2 separate regions of the Homo sapiens genome follow, and region 2 is linked to region 1. The links are chromatin contacts, found by Hi-C or POLR2A ChIA-PET in ENCODE. All regions are on one chromosome and are shown on one strand. The core of a region is the stretch at or near the end of the contact, and the rest is flanking DNA. Distances in the headings are between cores, read along the strand shown.

The links. A loop is a pair of places that touch in the nucleus more often than their neighbours do. ChIA-PET counts read pairs that join two places held with the same protein, here RNA polymerase II (POLR2A). Pooled maps may share reads with other maps.
Region 2: a map of mammary epithelial cell shows a loop between it and region 1 (7-fold over the local background). The contact joins the enhancer-like site here to the promoter of NQO2 in region 1. A Hi-C loop is called at or near these places in 2 of 168 maps with a recorded cell type or tissue (MCF 10A and mammary epithelial cell) and 10 of 50 pooled maps. POLR2A ChIA-PET finds 5 or more read pairs at or near these places in 3 of 52 experiments (Caco-2, H1 and HCT116).

The regions. Positions count from the first base shown.
Region 1 is chr6:2,998,431-3,002,976 of GRCh38, reverse strand. It overlaps NQO2 (N-ribosyldihydronicotinamide:quinone dehydrogenase 2), which reads right to left and starts at 3,083. Exons shown (of 7, transcript NM_000904.6): 1 at 2,892-3,083. It overlaps NQO2-AS1 (NQO2 antisense RNA 1), which reads left to right and starts at 3,302. Exons shown (of 2, transcript NR_186367.1): 1 at 3,302-3,586. RefSeq lists a silencer at 3,085-3,334.
Region 2 is chr6:3,204,806-3,209,824 of GRCh38, reverse strand. No RefSeq gene overlaps it. Among named protein-coding and RNA genes, the nearest start is that of LINC02525, 12 kb to the right of the region's middle. RefSeq lists enhancers at 246-335, 336-630, 1-777. Within about 2 kb of position 3,769, at least 2 of the 41 ENCODE cell types and tissues checked have a DNase peak (open chromatin) inside an H3K27ac peak, as active enhancers do; they include mammary epithelial cell, where a contact is called at or near this core.

The DNA.
Region 1 (4,546 bases), core at 1,834-4,333:
TGAGACCAGCCCGGGCAACATAGTGAGATCCCATCTCTACCAAAGATTTTTAAAAATTAGCCAGGTGTGGTGGTGCATGCCTGTAATCCCAGCTACTCAGGGGGCTGAGATTAGAGGATTGCTCCACTCCAGACTGGGTGACAGAGTTAGGCTCTGTTTCAAGAAAAAAGAGAAAGTAAAAGAAAAAAAAGAAAGCCTGTTTGGCTGAACTGTGGTTCAAAAAAAAAAAGAGTGGATGGTGGTAGATGCAGTCAGGGAGGTGGGAGGGGTCTGACCTGACCCCTCCTAGGGTAGGGGTGAGGATTTTATTCTAAGCCTGACAGAAAGCCCTTGGAGCCTCTTAAGCTGGAGAGTAATATGGAATGATCGCCAGTTGTGGTGGCTCACACCTGTAATCCCAGCATTTTGGGGGGCCGAGGTGGGGGGATCACCTGAGGTCAGGAGTTTGAAACCAGCCTGGTCAATGTGGCAAAACACCATCTCTACTAAAAAATACAAAAATTATCCGGGTATGGTGGCATGTGCCTGTAGTCCCAGCTACTTGGGAGGCTGAGGCAGGAGAATCACTTGAACCTGGGAGGTGGAGGTTGCAGTGAGTCAAGATTGTGCCATTGCACTCCAGCCTGGGCAACAGAGCAAGACTCTGTCTCAAAAAAGAAAAAGAAAATAGAGTGATATGAAATGATTTACCTTTGTAAATGTTGCCAGTGTTTCTGCAGACTGGGGGAACACCTTATCCTGATTCCCAAAGTGATTGCCCGAAATCATGTTGTTTGTATGAAATGCTTCATTTTCACTCCTCTAGACAGGGCATCCATTCTTCAGTGTCCCCAGCTCACCACTCCCTTTTGTATTCCTTGGCCCAGTTTACATGTTTACATCATATGGCTGGTGGCATGTGAGTTTGTGACTTCTGTCTCCATCCCCCTAGCGGTTAAGAATAAGAATCTGAGGTCCAAGAGCTGAGTGACTAACTCAGCTCTATTTGAGTGACTCAGCTCTATTTTCTATACTATTTGAAATAGTGGGGAAAGACTCCAACACAGGCTCTTGACTTGCAGTTGTGTCACTGTTCACTTGACCCCAGGCACTTCCCTTGGCACCCCATCCACAGCAGTGACAGTTCTCTCCCTTTTTAGAAACTATGCACCTACCCAGGCCTACAGGAAAAAAGAGCCATGTGGTTATTAAACTGTATATACCAGGTCAAGTGGGCTCTGATATTTTTGACGTGTACATTATTTAATTTTAAGAAGTTATTTTATAATGTTTTCACTTTTTTTCCTGTGCCTCTTTCCATGTGGACAGTCCCCGTGCTGGGCATTCTAACAGACAACATCTCACAGTGTATTCAGTGTGTATTCATGCGGCAGCTAAACCATTGCCTGCATACCCTTTTGTGCCCATTTTCCTATTTCTGGGACCTTAGGTTATTTCCATTTTTTTCCCAAAACTATAAACAGCACAGCTAGAAGTATATATTATTTAATACTTGTTCCTTTTCATGTATTTCTTTGGCTGTGATCTTCGGAGATTAAAGGTTAAACTGATTTATTTTTTCAGAGATTAAAGGTTAAAGAAGCTGATTTTTGGCCGGGCGCAGTGGTTCATTAATCCCAGCACTCTGGGAGGCCGAGGCAGGCGGATCACCTGAGGTCAGGAGTTTGAGACCAGCCTGACTAATATGGTGAAACTCCATTTCTACTAAAAATACCAAAAATTAGCTGGGTGTAGTGGCACGCACCTGTAATCCCAGCTACTCGGGAGACTGAGGCAGGAGAATAGCTTGAACCCGGGAGGCAGAGGTTGCAGTGAGCTGAGATTGTGCCATTGCACTCCAGCTTGGGCAATAAGAGTGAAACTCCATCTCAAAAAAAAAAAAAAAAGAAAAAGAAAGGAAGAAGAATGAGTTCAAGACCAGCCTGGCCAATATGGTGAAACTCCCACCTGTACTAAAAATACAAAAATTAGCCGGGCATGGTGGCAGGCGCCTGTAATCCCAGCTACTCAAGGGGCTGAGGGGGGAGAATCGCTTGAACCTGGAAGGCAGAGGTTGCAGTGAGCTGAGATTGCCCCACTGCACTCCAGCCTGGGCAACAGAGTGAGACTCTTCTAAAAAAAAAAGAAAAAAGAAAAAGAGGGCCGGGAGCAGTGGCTCACGCCTGCAATCCCAGCACTTTGGGAGGCCCAGGCGGGCGGATCACGAGGTCAGGAGTTTGAGACCAGCCTGACCAACATGAAACCCGTCTCTACTAAACATACAAAAAATTAGCCAGGCGTGGTGGCACGCCCCTATAATCCCAGGTACTCGGGAGGCTGAGGCAGGAGAATTGCTTGAACCCGGGAGGCGGAGGTTGCAGTGAGCCGAAATCGTGCCACTGCACTCCAGCCTGGGCGACAGAGTGAGACTCCGTCTCGGGGAAAAAAAAAAAAGCTGATTTTTTTTTTTCCCAGAGAGATTATAGGTTAGAGAAGCTGATTTTTCATTTTTTCCACAGTGCCACAATGTCCTTGACAAAGGCAGCGCAAACCAGTGGTTCAGCCGCGCCTTCAGGGCAGCGCTGGGCAGCGCACGGGCCTAAACCCCGGTACCCCCTTTACAGACTGACCTTGGGCCCGCTGATTCCTACTTGTAATATGACTATGATACCAGCACCCGCTCCATAGGGTTGAGGGCAGATTCCACCAGACGATTCGACACCGGGACCCTGCGTGTGGGCGCGTTCCGTGAGAGCCAAGCACGATCCTATGTACAGAATGGTCCCTGGCCCGGGCGCGACGACCCACAGGGCCATATGGCCGGCCAGCTGAAATCCCTGAGAGCGTTCTGGCCGTCCAGTCCGGGAACTGTCCTTCCCAAGTCCCCCGGTCCCCGACAGGGGATCACTCACCTTCCGACCAGCGCACTCCCCAGTAGGAGCCGCAGGACTGGGACCCGCGTCTCCCCAAGGACCGCTCTAGGAGTTGCGCCAGGTTCCGGCCGCACTGGACCGCGCACTCGCTGACGCCTGGAGGGCGGGAGCGCTGCGACTGCGCCCCCGGGGACCACGGACCGGTGCCAACCTAAGCAGCCCGGAACCTGCCCCGCGCCGCGGGACTGCAGGCCTCTTTACGCAGCGCGCCTACCACGCCGAGGCCCCGCCCACTCACCCGCCCCGCCCGTGAGCCCCGCCCACACCCCGCCCCGCCCCCGAGCCCCGCCCACTCCCCGCCCCGGCGGTGCGGTGCCTCGCTCCGCGCCCGTCCGCGCCCAGGCCCCGCCTCCACAGCGGCGTCCCGCCCCACCCACACCTCGCCTCGGCCCCTAAGCTCCGCCCACTCCCCGCCCCTGAGGTCCATCTGGGGCCTCGCCCGGCGATCTGGGACTGGGGAGGACCCTGCTGACTTCCAGGCAGGTGGAAACTGGATTGATAGAAATCCAGCGCGGGGAGGCTGTGCTGAGAGGAGGGACGCCCCTGCCCTGCGCCTCCCGCTCCCCATCTCTGGCTGGTATCCCGGTTACAGAATGAGGGTCCGTGGTGCAACAGAAAGAATGAGCCACTGATACACTCATCAGCTTGCTCGGATCTCCCGGGGAGTTACGCTGGTGAGAGAAACCAGTCCCAAAGGTCACTCACCGACGGCGCCGCTGGTGTACTGGTATTATGCAAGATGCCCTCGCAAAGGTCACGCACGGATGGTTCATTTATCCAAAGACCAAAGGAGAGAAATGCAGGACTCATTAGCAGTGCCCAGGAGATAGGGGGGCGGGTGGGTGTGGCTATAAAAACGCAACCCGGGGGGTGCCTGTGAAGGAAATCTGCGTCCCGCGGAACGCAACACGCTGTTGGGATACTGGATTGTCCTTTGTGAGATGCCACTATCGGGGGAAACCGGATGGCTTCACAGAAAAAGTTCGTTTAAAGGAAAATGGTTTAAGGCCAAGGAAATACCTAGAAAACGGAAAGTCTTGAAACCAGAGCCGGTGGGGAGTTATGGGGGGCGGTGCTGGTGAACAGTTTGGGCCGACTTTTTCCAGCGCTTGCTGGCTTCTGCCACCTCATTTGGCAGTCACCTGCCACTGTGACCTCCCCAAGTCCCTTCTCCAAACTCAATTCCTTGATTTCTGGTGTCCCGGGATGGCCCCACTCCAACAATAGAGCAGAAGGAAGGAAGGTTTCCCCTGTGTTTAGAACGTTCCTAACGAAAATAACTGCAACTCTTGATTGTACCTCCTGAGGGTCGTTGGGACTTTCCCTCTCAGACATTTATTGGTTCATTCATTCGTTCATTTTGCTGTAACTCACAGTGGCCCTCCCCATCCTAAGGTGCACTGCTGGGATTGGTCTATGTGCTGATGATGTTCTCCTTGTCTTCAGAGGTGAGAATGTGCCCTCCCTCCGAGATGCCCTCTTGCCCCTGAGCTCCCCAGCAGGGAATAGGCTGCCTTGTCTTGTGAGTCCAGATCCTGGGAACAACTTTCATTTAGGAATGGAACAGCAGGTCCTGGGAGCATTGGCGCCTGCGCGCCCATCATGCGCGTGTGTGATGCAACATCACCACCTTG
Region 2 (5,019 bases), core at 2,520-5,019, 210 kb before region 1:
GGTGTATAGCAGTTCTTGACATTGTTGGTTATCATCGTTGTCATTGCTGAAGCCATTCAAGGCAGTGCAGAAGAATTCTCACCTCTTAGACAGAGTGCCCCGTAAAGCAAGCACCCTTGGGAGCCGTGGCTGGTGCCCAGGTCAGAGAGCAGGAAAGTGGGAATTCCATGTGGTAACTGAGTGAGGGGGAGTCATGAGTCACACTCTGGGGACTCTCCAAAGTACTAGGTTGAATCATATGAAATTGCTGGGGCTTTTGGAGAAAACCATAGGTTTCTATTAGTGTGGCCCCACTTGCAGTCTCAAGCAGAGGAGACTGGGAAAATACGGATTTCTCAGGTCTCCCACTCTTCCTACTTCTTCCGGGTTCTCCTGATGATTCATCTGCAGGGCGGAGCTTCTGAGTCTACACCCGGCTCCTCTAACCCTCAAGTGCCTACTCATCACCTGGGGATCTAGTTAAATGCAGATTCTGGCTTAGTTGGTCTAGGGCGGGGCCAGAGATTCTACATTTCCACCAAGTTCCCAGCTGATGCCGCTGCTGCCTGATCGTGCTGCGAGGAGCAGAGCTCTAGCATGTCGTCAGCAGGCCTTTGACTCATCCTAGCTCCAGAGATCCCAGAAGTCGCCCTTTCCCTTGCAGCCCCGGTAAATTAAAAACAGAATGAAACAAAGCTGCAGCAGGGCAGCAGCATCTGTGTCAAATTCCCCCACCCCACCTGTCTGGAGAGTTTCATAGGTGACACTTTTCGCTGCAGGCCCATTAAGCCTATTAAAAGGGATCTTTTTCCCTTTCCTTTCTTCACTGACCATTTGTTCAACAGATATTTACTGAGCACCCACCATTGACAGATACTACACTAAGAAGAGAGATTCCAATCTATGCTTTGTACTGCAGCCAGGGTGATTATCAGAATTGAAAACCTGATCCTGTTATTTCACTTCTTAAACTCTCATTTCCCTGAAGTATAAAGTGCAAGTGTCCTAATACAATGCTGAATACCCTCTGAAAGCAGACTTCTACCCTGATTGACAGTCACCCTACCTCTAGCCCTACCCAGTACCTGAAAGCTTCCCCTGCTCCCTGCTGACCAGCCCCCAAGCTTGGGCTCCTGCTCTCTCTCTCTCTCTCTCTCTCTCTCTACCTCACTCTTCCGAGCCTGCCCTTGCCACCTCATCCATCACTCATCCTTTTCAAGATAAAGCTCCCCACCACGCCGTTCAGGGAGTCTTCTCGGAACCGAGGTGGATTTCCTAAGCCCCCTTGGTTCTGACAACTTTACATAGAAATTCTGTCAGTTCCTTTCTCCACAAAACTTTAAGTTTCTCAGACATAGAGAAATGTCTCAGTCATTTCCCCATCAGCCAGTTTTGGCGGAGCTGCATTTCGGTCTAAGCGCTATGCTGCCTGGTAGGAATTCCTTCTTGCCTGCAAGTTTTCCCGTCTCAGAGGTTCATGGCCCCGACCTGCTTCCAGTCATTAGTGTTGGCTCCCAAGCAGCTGGCAAAGGGCTGGGTCACAGATTGCTGAGGGATGGAAAAGGATCCAGGGCAAATGTGCGTCATCCGTGGTATGCAATGTTTTACAGCTCAGCTATGGAGACAGAATCAGTAACAGCCCATCAGGAAAGGGTGAGGAGAATACCAAGGAAGCAAGAGAAGGACAGGAGGAAGGGTCACTGATGTCTCCCGAGAACCACGGTACCCTTAGAAATGCAGTGTGCTGGGGAACCTTAGATACACTCCCACCCTGAAATTCTCTCAACTGTGGATATAATGAGATGAAAAGGGAATCCAAACTCTTTGCAGCTTCTAAAACGAGTCCCATCTTGCTTCGCCTAATGTTTGGAAGGGCTAATCTTCCCTAATTTGGCAGCTGTTGCAACCATTTCACTTTCGTGTCACTGAATTGCTAAAAATCTTTCTTTTCTTTGACACAGAGTCTTGCTCTGTCGCCCAGGCTGGAGTGCAGTGTTGTGATCTCAGCTCACTGCAACCTCCACCTCCCGGGTTCAAGTGATTCTCCTGCCTCAGCCTCCCAAGTAGCTAGTAGCATGTGCCACCACGCCCAGCTAAATTTTGCATTTTTAGTAGAGATGGGATTTCACCACATTGGCCAGGCTGGTCTTGAACTCCTGACCCCAGGTGATCCACCCATCTTGGCCTCCCAAAGTGCTAGGATTACAGGCATGAGCCACTGTGCCCAGCCAAACCTTCTTTCTTTTATGAGAGAAGAGTTTGAGAAAATATTTGACTTTTTTGTTCTTCTCTTGAAATCCCAACCTCTGTTACAAATCACACACATACACACACACACACACACACACGCACCCAAGCACACACACAGCAACACTAAACAAAGACATTTTTCTTTTTTTAATTTTATTTAAGAGTAAGGGTCTCACTCTGTCATCCAGGCTGGAGTGCCGTGGTGCCATCACAGTTCACTGCAGCCTCAATCTCCTGGGCTCAAGTGATCCTCCTCCTGTCTCAGCCTCCCAAGTAGCTGGGACTACAGGTATGCACCACCACACCTAGCTAATTTAAAAAAAAAATTGTAGAGACAGGGTCTCCCTATGTTTCCCAGGCTGGTCTTGAATTCCTGGGCTCAAGCAATCCTCCCACCTTGCCCTCCCAGTGTTGGGATTACAGGTGTGAGCCACCATGCCTGGCTCCTAAGACATTTCTCTAGGTTATAAAATGGAACCAGCAAAATTGTAACATAATGAAGACTTGAAGTCATCGACTTTGAAGTGCAAACATATAAACTTCCATGAAACCATCTCTCCAGGGTCATGATCAAGAAGAAATATGTGCAGTGTGTTCTGGTGTCGAGAGGGGCAGGGAAGGGAGACTATTAAACCTACTTTTGATGTTTTGGTATTGCATTGCTTTTGTAATTCAAATGCCTGAAAGGAAGAATGATCTTTTAATCCCACTGGCAACAGTGGAGAGACGTGTGTCCTTCAGCATCTCCAGGCATATTTGACATCTGCCTCATCCACTGGCCTGTCATCTCTTTGGCTCCTGAGCTCTTTGCCTTGTTCCCCCGACCCTTGGCCCCCATTACAAACACGTTGGCAGTCACTCTATCTGGGTAAAGCCAATGGCACATTAGAAGGCAGTTCTGATTTTGAAGAGGGTGCTAACATGGCATTAGAGTATTTTAGTCCATTCAGGCTGCTATAACAAAATACCCTAGGCTGAGTGACTTATAAACAACAGAAATTCACTTCTTATGGTTCTGGAGGCTGGAAGTCTGAGATCAGGGTGCCAGCATGGTCGGGTCCTGGTGAGGGCGCTCTTCTAGGTTGCAGATGGCCACCTTCTCCTTGTGTCCTCACATGGTAGAAAGACCCGGAAAAGAGAGTTCCCAGGTTTCTGTTTTATAAAGACACTAATCCCATTTATGAGGGTTCCACCCCCATGATCTAATCACCTTCCAAAGACCCTATCTCCTAAGACTATCACTTTGGAGGTTAGGATTTAAACATATGTATTTCGGGGGGATACAACATTCAGTCTATAACATAGAGTGATGGCTTGCAAAGGAAAATCTGGTGATGATGGGAAGGACAGACAAGAAGGGCCAGGAACTGAAATCAGGGAGACTAACTGGTTCAATCAGTTTTCTAGGTCATGTGTGAATCATCGTGGTGGCTGCGCTGGGCTAGCACATTCAGCATATGCTTCATTAACACAACACATTTTCTTAAGACTCCCACGGTGGCCAACTTAAGGAAAAAAGTGAAACCCAATAGTCTGAAGCTCATAGTGTGCATAGCAGACATGACGCAATGTGGAGTGAAAGCTGCCTAAGGAAAGAATTGAACACAATGTTGTAATCCCCATAGGGCCTAAACACTGGCAGTATGGGAAGACTGGCTGGTGCTTCTCTCCTTCCTCTATATGTCACCAAGCAAGAACCTCTGGACTAGCCTCTAAGTTAGGGGACAGGGCAGGAATGGATTTGTGGACTCCCAAATCTGATTAAAATAAGAGCCAGAGGCGGGTCATGGTGGCTCACGCCTGTAATCCCAGCACTTTGGGAGGCCAAGGCAGGTGGATCACCTGAGGTCAGGAGTTCGAGACCACCCTGGCCAACATGGTGAAACCCCTTCCCTACTAAAAACACAAAAATTAGCTGGGCTTGGTAGCAGGTGCCTGTAATCCCAGCTATTTGGAAGGCTGAGGCAGGAGAATTGCTTGAACCCAGGAGGCAGAGGTTGCAGCAAGCCAAAATCCCACCATTGCACTCTAACTGGGCAACAAGAGCAAGGCTCCATCAAAAAAAAAGGCCGGGCACGGTGGCTCATGCCTGTAATCCCAGCACTTTGGGCTACTAAAAATACAAAATTAGCCAGGCATGGTGGCACATGCCTGTAATCCCAGCTACTCAGGAGGCTGAGGCAGGAGAATCACTTGAACCTGGGAGGCGGAGGTTGTGGTGAGCCAAGATCGCAACACTACACTCCAGCCTGGGGAACAAGAGCAACACTCCATCTCAGAAAAGAAAAAAAAAAAAAAAGAAAGAAAGAAAAGAAATAAGAGCCAGAGTCAAGGTCAAGCCATTGTCAGGCAGACCATGGAGAAGACAGTGCAGCCTGTAGTCCAGACGTTATCCAGAGACTCCAGGGCCTAGGAACTACGACTGCATCTTTGGTAATCTCTGGGTCCCTGGAGGGCTTGCCAGCCTCGACTCCAGCCTTGGAAGTTATGTTAGCACCGCCAGCCACGGTGGCAAGTCTGGAGTTGCTGAGGTGTCAGCTAGGCTCTTCAAATTTGATCTAGACCCTATTTGGAGGGTGGGTGTGCCTGAAGATGTATATTTTACTCCCTTTTCTCCTCACGCTCACTTTAAAATCTACCCACATATTTACCATTTCCAGTGATCTTTGCTATTTTGTGTAGATCTGAGTTTTACTCTGGTTTCATTTTTCTTTAGCCTGAAGAAGTTCCTTTAACATTTATTGTAGTAAGATCTGCTGGCGATAAATTAAGTCATGATTATCTTCAAAC